Regions from separate parts of the Mus musculus genome. Here regions 2 and 3 are each linked to region 1. A link is a loop called in an ENCODE intact Hi-C map of the cell type or tissue named here. Cell type or tissue: heart. All regions are shown on one strand.

Region 1 (4,000 bases):
ATCTGAACACAGCACTTTCCCCCCAAAGGGTGGCATTTGGAACTGCCTAATGCTTTAATATAGGCGCCAAGAACCGAAGGCGCAGAAGAGTACCTTTCTCGTTTGTGACCCTGGCAACGACACCTGCAGCATGTCCCAAGGGCCTCCAAGTCCCTGGAGAATCTCGGCGGGCCTCTGAGGAATAGCTGGACTCATTCGACCTTAACAGCTCCCTGGGTCAAGCAGGAAGCCGGAGAGACAATCAGTTCAATTCTAGATTTCCATGGGGTCCTTTCCCCTGGTGATAGTTCCTTGGCCCGAGAAAGATGACAATTTGTTCTCAGCCTGGATGAAAATCCCTTCACACCTGAACTTCCTCCGCCTCAGCCCGTTCTTTATCTTTCGGTTGAGTCTTGCCTAATTCAAGCTCCTCTTGCTTACCTAGCGCAGCCTGGACAGTTTTGGGTCCCCAAATGAGAAGTAGGTTTATTTTATTTTTCAGACCTAAGGCACCAGAACCGCCTCTACCAAGTCTTGAAGGTCGTATTTAAAGTTTTGACATCCACCCTCGGTAACGAACCCTACTATTGCCTTGTAAGTAGCGCTTCTATAAATGGTTACTATTATTCCTTTGATTTCGTATAAGGCTTTACTGGAATGCACAGGGGCGCATCATCTAAAATCCGAGTTGGAGCCAATCACAGCTCCGAGGCTCAAGCAGGGTTGGTAATACGCTCAGATTTTATAGAGAAAAGGTGTCCAGAGAGGAGGCTGTACCTAAGACGCCCAAACAGTGTGGGACAAGCAGCGGCCACCCCCACCCACCCACCCAAAGCAGAAATCGTTCTTCTTGAATAGACGACATCGGTTCGGAGCTCACTGCTTGCGCACAGCAAACCTGGCGGCCCACTAGGCTGAGGAGGCTCCCAAGGGTATGTGCGGGTCTGGTGAGGGAGAAGCTGCAGACGTGTGCACGCTTGCTAAAGTTCTGATGTACAAGGACTCTTTTAAATTAGGGAAAGAGGAAACACTTTCCACTTCTCGGAAAGGTGGTCGTTGTGAGTCAGTGCTACCTTACTCTCTGCCTACCCAGAGAGGCCGTGTGTTCAATCACTGTGTCTCAAAACAAAACAAAAACAAACAAACAAACACACCAAAACCAAAACCCGCAACAAACCCATCTATGAGTCCGTAGACCTGAAAGACATATCTGTCCCAGGAAGACAGGCGTGAAAGACATTCGGTCCACGGCTTCTGGCCGATCTCAGTTCTAGGACTAGACCCAGAAGTGTGGACCCAAGAAGAGTTAAGAGGCAGCTTACTTGGGCCGATCCAGCATGTATCTTTCCTAATGTGAGCATGTGTGTGTGTGTGTGTGTGTGTGTGTGTGTGTGTGTATTCACTAGAGGAAAGGGTCTCTTTACTGGGTGTCAGCATCTCCAGCTGGACGTCAACATCAGGAAGCACTGACTTGAGCTTTCCTTTCTGGTTCGAAAAAGCTCGGGTGCCTGGATAGCAATTTACTTGTTCTCCAGAAAGTCTTGTTCCCTCCACTTGCCAGCACCGTGCTGCCTTAAAAGCCAGGCAAACAGCGCCCTCTATGGGGCATCCTCGAGCCTACAGAAGTACCTGAAGAAAACACAGAATCTATGCTAAGAATTTAAAAGCCTAGGCCCTAATATTCCCTACCACCCTTAGAAAACAGCACTTAAAAAAAACAAAAAACAAAAAAACTGAGTTATGAGAGAAACCAAGGGACGTCTCCTGCAGATTCCCGCAGGTCTAGCCACCTTTGGAAGAGTTCTCTCCTGCTTTTCACTCTTCTGGCTTTCTGTCTCCCTTTAAGGCAGGTTTTAGTTTTCTCCTTGCAGCCTTTTCTTTTCATGTGGAGCCTGACCGCAGTTGCTGGAGCTTCAGGATGCTGCTGTATGAGACGAGGAGTTGCCTTATTTATCTTTTGAGAACTCAGTGCACACTTGGCCAGTGAGTAGGCGTTTCAGTAAAGGTTTGTGTTAATGCCTCAATTCTTGACTTAGGTGATGGGTGGGCGAGTACATGGATGAACAGATAGGTGCGTGGGTGGATGGGTGGGTGGGTGGGTGGAGTCACAATTCACACTGCAAAGGATTGGTCTGCTTGACAAGAGTACTTCAGACACCCTGGCAACTTCCTCCCAAACACTCCAGCTAACACAGTTTTTGAAGTGTTTAATGAAAATCTAGCTTGTTTGGGGTTTTGGCATAGGATCTTGGTCTGTAGCCCAGGCTTACCCAGAAGTCAGTATGTAGCCTCCCCAATGCTGGAACTACAGGTATGAGCAACCACACTCAGATAATCTGAGGTCTTTGATTACATATTTTTACAAAAAACTAAAGGCTTTTCCAGGAACACGACTGCTGAAGAGTGCCTCACAGATTTTCAGCACGCAGGCTGTGCACAGTCAGATCTTCACACTGCTGTATCTTGGGACAAGTATCCAAGAGGGCAAAGGGGGCCTGGAGAATACTAGTGATCAACACCAAACGTCTACCCAAAGAATGGGCCTCGGCAAAAGCATGCTTAGAATTGTGTCCTACACCTGCCACGCGCAAAAGTCTTATGTGCATTTGCACACACTCAAGTTGCTAAGCAGATTGTTCCCCAAGAAAGGGGAGTGTACACATGTTCTCTAGGACTTTACCCAAGGCAGGGGGCTTCCTTCTGCAGCCAGAGTGGATGAGTCCTCCCCAGATGTAGTGTACAGACTTACAGAAAGGGTAGGGACCAGCTAAGCGTTTAGCCAAAGTTGCAAGATCCATGCTGGAGGCCTTCACAACTAATAGCTAGGGTTTGTCCTGTTCCTGGTGCTTAGATTTGCCATCCAACACTCCTGAGTTACAGGTTTTTGATTTGTAGGTAAAATGGACAAAAGCCTAGAGCTGCGATTCCCAGGAAAACTCTGACCCTGTCTCCCAGGAAGTTCCTGCTCATCTTTCCTCGGGCTACTTAGAATACTACCAAAGACCCCTGCTTTGGCTAATGAGTGTGACTTTGAGGAATGTATAGCTCTTAGGGAGTGACTGCAGCCACGTAGTCCTTGATGACATAAATATCTTGATATATGTACTAAACTCCTTAGAGTGGCCAAATTACTAACCCTTCTCTGAGAATAAGGGAACTCACTGTGCAGAGCTAATTTTAGGCATCAGTCACTGGTTGAGTCCTCACTGCACACTGGCCACTATCCCAGGGAGAGGTGGGCGGTACTTGAAAGTGAAGAAACTGAGGCACAAGATTATACAACAAAAGGAAGTAGATCTTACCCGAGGACCCAGCCTCCTAACATTGCTATGAAGACACTTGGGGACACATGCAGTGACTGCTGGTTATGCTTATGGTAAATTCTTATCCACTCTACTCTTGGAAAATATTGACTGATTGGTTGACTGACTGACTGACTGATTGATTGATTTGTTGGTGGTTTATTTCGAGACAGGGGCTTACTGGGTCATTCTGGTTGGCCTGAAATGAGATTTCACAGAGTTCCAACTTGCCTCTGCCTCCCACGTGCTAAGATTAAAGATGACCCCACAGACCAAAAAAATCTGTTCTTGTTGGTTTCTCTGACAAAGCTAGGTTAGCTAATCCTGGTAGGCTGCCTACATCCTCTCCATCTTCCTACTTCTGGTGTCTTCAAATGTTTCCTTCTAAAACAGGAGTCTCCCACACACAGTTATGCACAGGTTGCTCTGTCCTAAGAGTTCTTTTCTTACTTTTTAAGATTTATTTTATTTTTGTGTGTATGAGTGCTTTGCTGGTATATATGTCTGTCTGCCACATGTGTTGCTTGTGCCCATGGAGGTCAGAAGCAGACACCGGATTCCCCTGGAGCTGGAGTTATGAATGGCTATGAGCCACCATACAGGTGCTAGGAATTGAACTCAGGTCCTCTAGAAGGGCAGCTGGTGCTTTTAACTGCTGATGCATCTCTTCAGCCTCTCTGTAGAGTGCTTGTGAAGGGGAAAGAACTTTAAATGTTTGC
Region 2 (4,000 bases), 180 kb after region 1:
TCAGGTTTACCCTGAATCTGATCTCCTTGAGCTGGAGAATCCTATGGAAAACTACTCAACTCCACTCTAGGAACCAAAGGTCAGAATGGCCAAGATAACGTATCTTAGCCTTTGTTGAAACTGCTTGTTTGTGCGGAACCTCCTCCAGCTAACTGTTCTTCTAAGTTGCTCATTTGTTCAGAACCCTCCTTGGTGGCTGGCTAACAGCTCATCTTAGCTTCTGTTAAAACTGCTTACTCCGTAGTGCTCTGATGCAGCAGCCAAGGGAGATGCCTTCGCTTTAAGGTCTCTTAAAATCCCATGTTCTGGACACTCAGGGGCTATACCTAGAATAAAGACTTTCAATTGGTTGTGCACTCTGAGGGGGCTCCCCATACTAAACAGAACAAGAATGATGACCACTTAGAATGTGGGGAATTTCTTTTAAAAATATAAATTGAGCCTTTTAGAATTAAAGGTTACTGTTTCTAGATTTTGTTTATACTGAATCTCTGATTTCTCTTTCAAACTTGATGAACACATTATACATACACTCTGGTGACTGTCTATAGAATTCAATCATCTTTTTCTTGATGACATAAACACGTTTTTTGAACAGGGGTACACATACAGACTAAAATGAAAATTAAAGCAAAACGTTTTTTCTGAGCGATGAACAAAAAGTTCTGGGACAAAACTAGGTTATGGCTGAACAAAACTTCCCCAGAAATTATATATAAGGCCTCAAGCACAACTTTAAAATTCAGGTACTCCACATTTCTGTAAACAAATTTCTCCCCTCGCCTCAATAGATGTTTAAATTATCTACACAACCCACTTCAGGAAGATAATGGGGGTGGGTATGGGGTGGAACGACAGCCGATACCTAGCTTTCTTTCCAATGAGTATAAAGTTTCAAGTCCCACTTGTCACCACAGAAAGTTTGACCGTACAATGTACTTCTGAAGGGACCAAGGCCCATTGCCAGTTTTTGTCAAGGTTATGAGTGAGAAACCTTAAGTCGCAGCTTTGAGCCTCTTGGACATTTTTAACCTTGAGAATTCTGTCATTTAGGACGTGCAAGCACGCTCCACCGGGTTCCTGAGGCTCGGAAGCCGGGTCTTAGTGGGTTCAGTGTTTAGTGCCTTCGGCCACTCAGCATTATTCTGCAATGCTAAGCGCCGCGCTCCACTCTACAGCCCACGGAGGTGACCTGAGCAGTGAAACAACGCGATCAGCCGTGGTCGCACTGCTTCAAAAGCAGCCTGCATGGCCTTCACTCCACGGGCTGGCGCAGGAAGGGTCCCCGGAGTCCTCTTCCGAGGACCTCGGATTGGGAGCTGGCTTTACAGGCTGCTTGAGCCAAGGAGACCGCACCTATCTGCTTTGGTACCACCCTCAGGGTGCCGACACCGCCCAGGCGCCACCCCACCTCCCACCCTAAAGCGTCGCTGCTTTGCCAACGTGGAAATAAACCCCTGGGTTCCCGCGCGCAGAGCACTGCGCATGCGCGCGGCACCTGCCCCAGGAGCGGAGGAATTCCGCGCACGAGCCAACCCCTGGCTCTTTTCCGCGGAGATTTTAAACCAACTTCTGGAAGGGAGACGAACACGCATGCGCACGTGTGGTGGTTGGGTCCCGGGATGGGAAGGGTTGGAGTGGGATGGGGTGGGGTCGGGGGAAGAACCGGAAGTTGTGCTGAACCTTCACCTCCCCTGGGCACTGAAGGAAACGCAAGCTCTGCGAGAGAGGTTCCGACGCCGCCTGGGTTGGAGGAGACAGAATGGAGACCGCGATCGAAGACGCGGGACTGGACCGCGGCCCGACGCTGACCTCGTCCTGGGATGCGGCGTGCGGGGCGCTGACCCAAAGCCTTTTTCTTACCCGGACTGGGCCACGTGCCCAAGACTTGGACTTCGAGCAGCTACTGGAGCCGCCAGCTCCGAGGTGCGCCGGGCCAGGGCCGGGGTCGGGTGACAGTCACGCTGCTGAGGAGCCGGGAGGAGGACGGGAGCCGAGACGGGCGAGGGAGCCGAGCGAGGCCGCGGGGACGGCATGGGGGAGAGCGGTGGTGCCTGGAGGTGGGCGAGGCTGCGGGCAAAGGGTGCGCGCTGGGCCGGAGAGGCCGGGAAACTCGTGTTCAAGATGCCCTCCTGTTACAATCCTCCTCGCCCCCCACCCGCGAACGCCCCCAGTCTTCTATTTGGGGGGAACAAGAACCACGGCGTCTTGGAAAAAGACACATGGTTGTTTTAACATTCAGTAAACGCTTTTAATTGACTGCGAATGAATTAGATAGTTGAATAGGCTGTCCACGGTCTAGGAAAAGTGGACGGGAATGAATGCCCTGACGCCTCAAACCTCTGTTCCTTATTAATTCTGTGAGAAGTATCTGTGGGTGATGGGGAAGGTTCTTGGTTCTCATGGCAAGTAGAGGTGAGTTTGAAAGGATTAATGGGTTATGCTTCTACTCGGAAAACTTATCTCTGTGATTTTTTTTTTTCAATTTTCTTCTCAGCCAGGATCCGGTTAGTCTGAAAAGCAGCCTGAGCCCCCGAGATGAAAACCCCTGCTTCATTTACCTGAACTGTGGCCCTAATGGGGGTGAAGAAATCCTTTCGGTTGGCGTTCTGAGTTCAGCAAGAAACATGGAAGTATACTTAGGAGAGGAGTATTGTGGAACCAGTCGAGGCAAGACTGCCTGCACTGTCCTGGATGACAGGTTTGTGACTTGTCTAGATGAAAGTGTTCATATGAATCAGTGTCTTTATTCTCAGCTCGTAATGTTTGTGGATTTTCTGAGACTGACAGGACAGGAGTCATTAGGGAAGAGAAGTTAAAAACATGCCAATAGACATAGGTTAGACCACTAAGCCTTCCAACGGCAGGGTTGATGAGCAAGCTTAAAAATATGGAGATTTCGGGCTAGTTAACTGGAAGTGAGTTGGCGGGTCACTGGTAATTAGTGGAAGAGCTTTATTAGAATGCAGTCCAGGTAAGCATTCTTGTTCTCACGTATCTCAGCAGGATCTGTTTAACAACCATTAGACATTCTGAAACTGACTCTCTTCCCTTCTAGAAGGCTCCTTGTGATTGATATATCAAACTAAGACTGTCACGGCAGCCTATTTACTGACCTATTAAAAGATGGACAGTTTGTGATTTTTTTTTCCCCCCAGTCTTGTACAGGGTTCTGCCCAGATCTGTCCTGAACATAATGCATGCTCTAGGTCCTGCCTGTGTTGGAAAGAATAGTAGTGTTTATAGAGCGTTAAAGTATGCCATGTGCTCCCTCGTTCAGTCCCCCATATAGCTGGCAAGTGGTAGGTACTGCTCCTCCACGCGGTGCAGCGCAGGCAGGAGCCCATTACTCCCTGTACCTGACCAGGAAAAGGGAATCTCTGAGATGAAGGAGTGTCCCGAATCATTTGTTCTTAAGTATATGTTAATGTTTACAACCAATGGCTGTTAAAAATGAATTCTTTTATTTTAGTGAACATGAAAAGATCTTGTTATACAAAAAATACCTAAAATTGGATTCTCCCACGCATGCCTGTAAAATAAAGGTGAGTCATCACCAAATTTAAGATTTAAGGTTGATCAAATTGTTTTTGTTTTTGTTCTATACACACTTATTTTCTCTTGGTTTGGCAGTACAGTAGTCTAACATGGTCCCTAGGTTTAGTCCAGAAATGCTTAGTTAGCTAGTAAAGGGGTACTGTTTTTCTAAAAAATTATTAATCCTTTAAACATTGAAAATCTCTTTAAAGTGTGATAATTTCCGGGGTCCATCCCATAATCAGCCACCAAAAGCAGACACTATTACATATGCCAGCAAGATTTTGCTGAAAGGAGCCTGATATAGCTGTCTCCTGTGAGGCTTTGCCAGTGCCTGGCAAATACAGAAGTGGATGCTCACAGTCATCTATAGTATGGAACACAGGGCCCCCAATGGAGGAGCTAGAGAAAGGACCAAGGAGCTGAAGGGGTCTGCAACCCTATAGGGAGAACAACAATATGA
Region 3 (4,000 bases), 130 kb after region 1:
AAGCAACCGCTTAAGGTTATACCACAGAGCCTGGGCTCTAGATCCAAGCAGTTTGGCACCAGAACTTAATTAATTAACTACCATGCTTCAGGCAAATTTCAGCAAAATATACTATTTTTTATAAAAGAGATCCAAAACCTACGCAAGACAATAAGGCACAAATCTAAACAAAATACTTCCGTGGTATCTCCGACCAAGGAGAAGCAGCAGTAGTTTTTGTCAAAGTCACCTAATCCTTTGTCTGAAATCGCTACATCTCAAGGTTAAATAGCTACTTGTTAAGAGGTTCATGCAAAGTAAGAGAGACTGGAAGCTGGAAGAGCACCAAGGGCTTGTAGGCTAGAAAAACAAAGGGTGGCCAAACTCAACAACCCAGACAAGTCTGCTGGCTACATTATTATTAAGCAACAATTATTAAACAGTATTAAATAATAATCACAAGAACCCATTTCTAATCCTTTGTGACAATACACTAACACAACTTTATTAATTTCCTAAACACCCCAAGCTTGTAAAACAATAAAATAACGTTAATTATCTACAATGTGAGGCAAAGAGGTGCAGACTTGCTTCACCGTTTACAAGCTACTTCCTCTCATCAGTAGCTTGTAAAACCGGGAATAAATACTGCAGGATTTTGATTGCTCGCCAGAATAATGGGTGAGACTTGAGACTTAACATCTGCCCGAGGAAATTTTAAGATTACTATTTAGCTGGAGGGTTTCCAGCTAACTACAACCACAGCAAAGGCACCCAACTGTCCTTTCACTTCAAAGTTAGCTAAATGGGCTCGTCAATCGCCTAAGTAGAGAAACATCCTCCAGGAAAGCTGTCTCTTTCAGGCACCTGAAGAAATAGCACCAAGTCCAGCTAACGTAGGTTTGCTCATGGTTCAACCCATTGCCCCCTCTGACTGGTCAGAGTGTCTTCTGTTATTCTGACAGATGCTGTCATCTGCACTGTACTGTGTGTCCTAATTCCAAGCTCAGGAAATCCGAGAGAGCAAAGGGAGGCCAGAAACATCCTGGTGAGACAAGAGGCTGGCCTCAGACCAAGTTTGAGGAAGAGGACTAGAATGGGCTTTTGGGCTCCTCAGAATCTAAGGGAGCTGGTCAGATCCCCGCAGTGAGATAAAGCCTAAGAAATTCCTTCCCTGAATGGTTAAGACCCAGAAATATGAGAGGTCCCTTCCAGCTGGGCTGCTGAAGGGAAGAGAGTGTCAATAGGCTCGACAAGCAGGCCTAGATTTTAGTCATTAAAAATCATCATTATCGGTTGGGTGATGGTGGCGCACGCCTTTAATCCCAGCACTCGGGAGGCAGAGGCAGGCAGATTTCTGAGTTCGAGGCCAGCCTGCTCTACAGAGTGAGTTCCAGGACACCCAGGGCTATACAGAGAAACCCTGTCTCGAAAAAAAAAAAAAACAAAACAAAAACAAAAACAAAAAAAACCCCAAAAAACAAAACAAAAAAATCATCATCATCATCCGGGGAAATGTGGCATGAGCTGGGACGGATCCTGAAGGAAAACCAGACGGAGGTGAAGGGTCTGTGGAGACCCAGCCCCAGGCTCAGCCCCCTCCACCAGCCTCCCAGACCCCCAGCCCATTAGGAAAAGATGACGTCGCCAGGAATCAGTGTGGCCACAGGCCTCCTGAGACGGTCGCTTCGACCGACCCCACTCACCAGCCCGCCCATACGCCACAGCTGGAGCGCAGAGACCGCCATCCTCGCTTCGGGCAGGGTGGCCCTGTTAAGCTCGCAAGGCTTTCCACGAACCCTTGCGCAAGACTCCCTCGGCCTGGCAAGCTCGGGCCCTGCCCACTCCGAGCATCCGCCCCTCACACACCCCTTTGAGTCCCCGCCCACTGCCGCCTACGGAACCCCAGGAGAGACATAATTCTCTCCTTGCTCCCTGCAGCACGCTCACGCGAGACTTGGGCAAGGCGTGGGGCGGGCGGGAAGGGAGCGGAGACACAACAAATATGGCGGCTACAGCTGCGACGCTGACGAACGCTGAGGCGGTGGCGGTGGCGGCGACGGCAGTGAAAAGGGCTGTGGGGATTCCTCGGTGCGGTTGTCAGGAGGTGAGTCACGGGGGGCGGTCAGCTTCCACGGCGGCGCTACGGTTACTCAGGGCACGTTGACGGAATGGCGGAAGGTAAAGTGCCGGGTTCATTGCTAGCCGGCTAACACCGCTTTCGCCTTGGCCACAGCGGAGGGTCCTGCGTGCCCCGTGGGCTGCCAGCGTGGTGACTCGGGACTCTCTTGGGCTCGTAAGTGACTGGGTGCGCCGCCCGGAGGCTCGCGAGCGAGTCGGCGCCGTCGGGCCGCAGCTCGGAGCTCAGGGTGGGGAGCTGTCTCCGGCTTTGACAGGTGGCGATCGCAGGGAGCATCCCTGTGTAGTGCATTCTCGGGGTGCCAAAGTCGACCCCAGCAACCCCGGTGTATCCTGGATAGGGTGTTAACCCCGGGCTGCTGTTGGGAAGGAGTTTTCTTTCTCTCATGACCTGGCGTCTACTGCCTGTACTTTCCAATGTTGGGAACAGGTGAGGCTGGGGAGGATCTTCCGACTCATTCAAGATTTCTGTCCCCGATCGATTCATCATCGATCGACTGTCGGGAATGTTCTTGGATGCTCAATGTGGCTCCTCCTCAGCTAAGCGTCCAAGTGCTGTCTGTCTAACTGTAGATCCTAAGTATAGTCAGTGGTAGCTGCCAGTAACCACATGGCCTCTTTAATGACTCCTTTGTGTGCTGGTCAGAACCGGACAGAGGAGTGAGAACGGACATGAAGACTTCTGAAGTTGTGAGGTCCAGGGAAATTACACTTAGAAGACACAGCATGAAAACAGCTGCTTAAAACATCTGGACTACTTGTAAGACTTTGTCTTGAGTTTATGTTGTCTTCAGCACAGCTGAGGATGAACGTTTTCTTGGAAGTTCCTTGCGGGGGAACTGGGATGTTTGAAGTTCTTTTCCTGTAAGGGTCCCGTGTTTCCCAGGAAACCGTAACTGTTGTACTGTGGGACACTGAAGATGGGCTTCAGATATGCCGTGGTTGAGTCCTGGTGGTTGTTACATATATTTCCCTGGCGATAGAGCTAATGTACTTTTATGTGCAACTGGACTTATTCAGCAACATTAAGCCTGGCATCTCTTGAAATTAGCATATTATATATGAATGGCATTGAAGTTTTTTTGTTAAAAGTAAATGACCAGTGGCAACATGATAGTAACACAAATGGCTAGGATGTAATTGTGGGCCACCAAGCTTGCCCTTGCTTTTTTTTTTTTTTTTCAGTTAATGATAATGACACACAAATTATGTTATTAACTTGTTACTAAGCCTGTAGTCCCTAGCAAAGTTTTCACTTACGTGTCTTTCTTTGCAGACTTCTTGTGGCTTTTGAATTTTAGTTGAAATTCCCTCCATGGCCTTTTGGACGCCTTTGTTGTATCTCCAGAGTAAATTTCAATTATTCAACATTTCAGCAGTGTTGCCGTGGAAAGTAAAAAGTGGAGCTAAATTGGGGTGAACAGGTTAGATTGTATCATTCTTTTTTTGGATTTCTTCAGATGTGGCTTCATTTCTGTTTTCCTTTTTATGTTTTCTGACTTCTCAGAAGAGCCTTATCACAGTGTTCATGCATTCAGAGTCTTTAGCAGACGGGAACTCAGGAATTGTGTTCTAATTCTTTTTGAAGGTCCATGTTACTCTGTATGAACTAAGTCTCGTTTGTCAGCCTTTACTAATGTAAATTCTCTTGGAGAGTAAATCTTTCAATGACCATAATCAACAGGTTATAGAAGTAAACACAGCTATTGAACAATAAAGAACTTCAGTAGGCCTGACTAACCTCTGGGTTAATTGTCACATAAAAAGTTGGGCTAACCCAGTACAGGGGAATGCCGGGGCCAGGAAGCAGGAGTGGGTGGGTTGGGGGGCAGGGCGGGGGGAGGGTATAGGGGACTTTCGGGATAGCATTTGAAATGTAAAT

Evidence for each region. Peaks named below come from ENCODE experiments on the same cell type or tissue, not always from the same donor. Only the 100,000 strongest peaks of a DNase experiment are listed, where the experiment ranks them.
Region 2: it touches region 1 in a loop (2.8-fold over the local background); 9 of 42 quality-filtered maps call a loop at or near these places.
Region 3: it touches region 1 in a loop (2.8-fold over the local background); 8 of 42 quality-filtered maps call a loop at or near these places.

The regions. Positions count from the first base shown.
Region 1 is chr7:131,537,720-131,541,719 of GRCm38, reverse strand. It overlaps a transcript of Hmx3 not described here. Among named protein-coding and RNA genes, the nearest start is that of Hmx3, 3.2 kb to the left of the region's middle. In heart, a CTCF peak has its summit at 1,585; a DNase peak (open chromatin) is centred at 1,539; H3K4me3 peaks cover 30 bases; H3K27me3 peaks cover 3,945 bases.
Region 2 is chr7:131,360,434-131,364,433 of GRCm38, reverse strand. It overlaps 2310057M21Rik (RIKEN cDNA 2310057M21 gene), which reads left to right and starts at 1,708. Exons shown (of 6, transcript NM_026655.4): 1 at 1,708-1,926; 2 at 2,498-2,701; 3 at 3,473-3,545. The coding sequence starts at 1,763. In heart, no CTCF peak of the experiment used is centred here; a DNase peak (open chromatin) is centred at 1,573; H3K4me3 peaks cover 2,281 bases; H3K27ac peaks cover 2,046 bases.
Region 3 is chr7:131,408,473-131,412,472 of GRCm38, reverse strand. Ikzf5 (IKAROS family zinc finger 5) reads left to right here and starts at 1,995. Exons shown (of 4, transcript NM_175115.4): 1 at 1,995-2,086. Acadsb (acyl-Coenzyme A dehydrogenase, short/branched chain) reads right to left here and starts at 1,872. Exons shown (of 11, transcript NM_025826.4): 1 at 1,686-1,872. The coding sequence starts at 1,727. In heart, no CTCF peak of the experiment used is centred here; DNase peaks (open chromatin) are centred at 1,082 and 1,872; H3K4me3 peaks cover 2,585 bases; H3K27ac peaks cover 1,744 bases.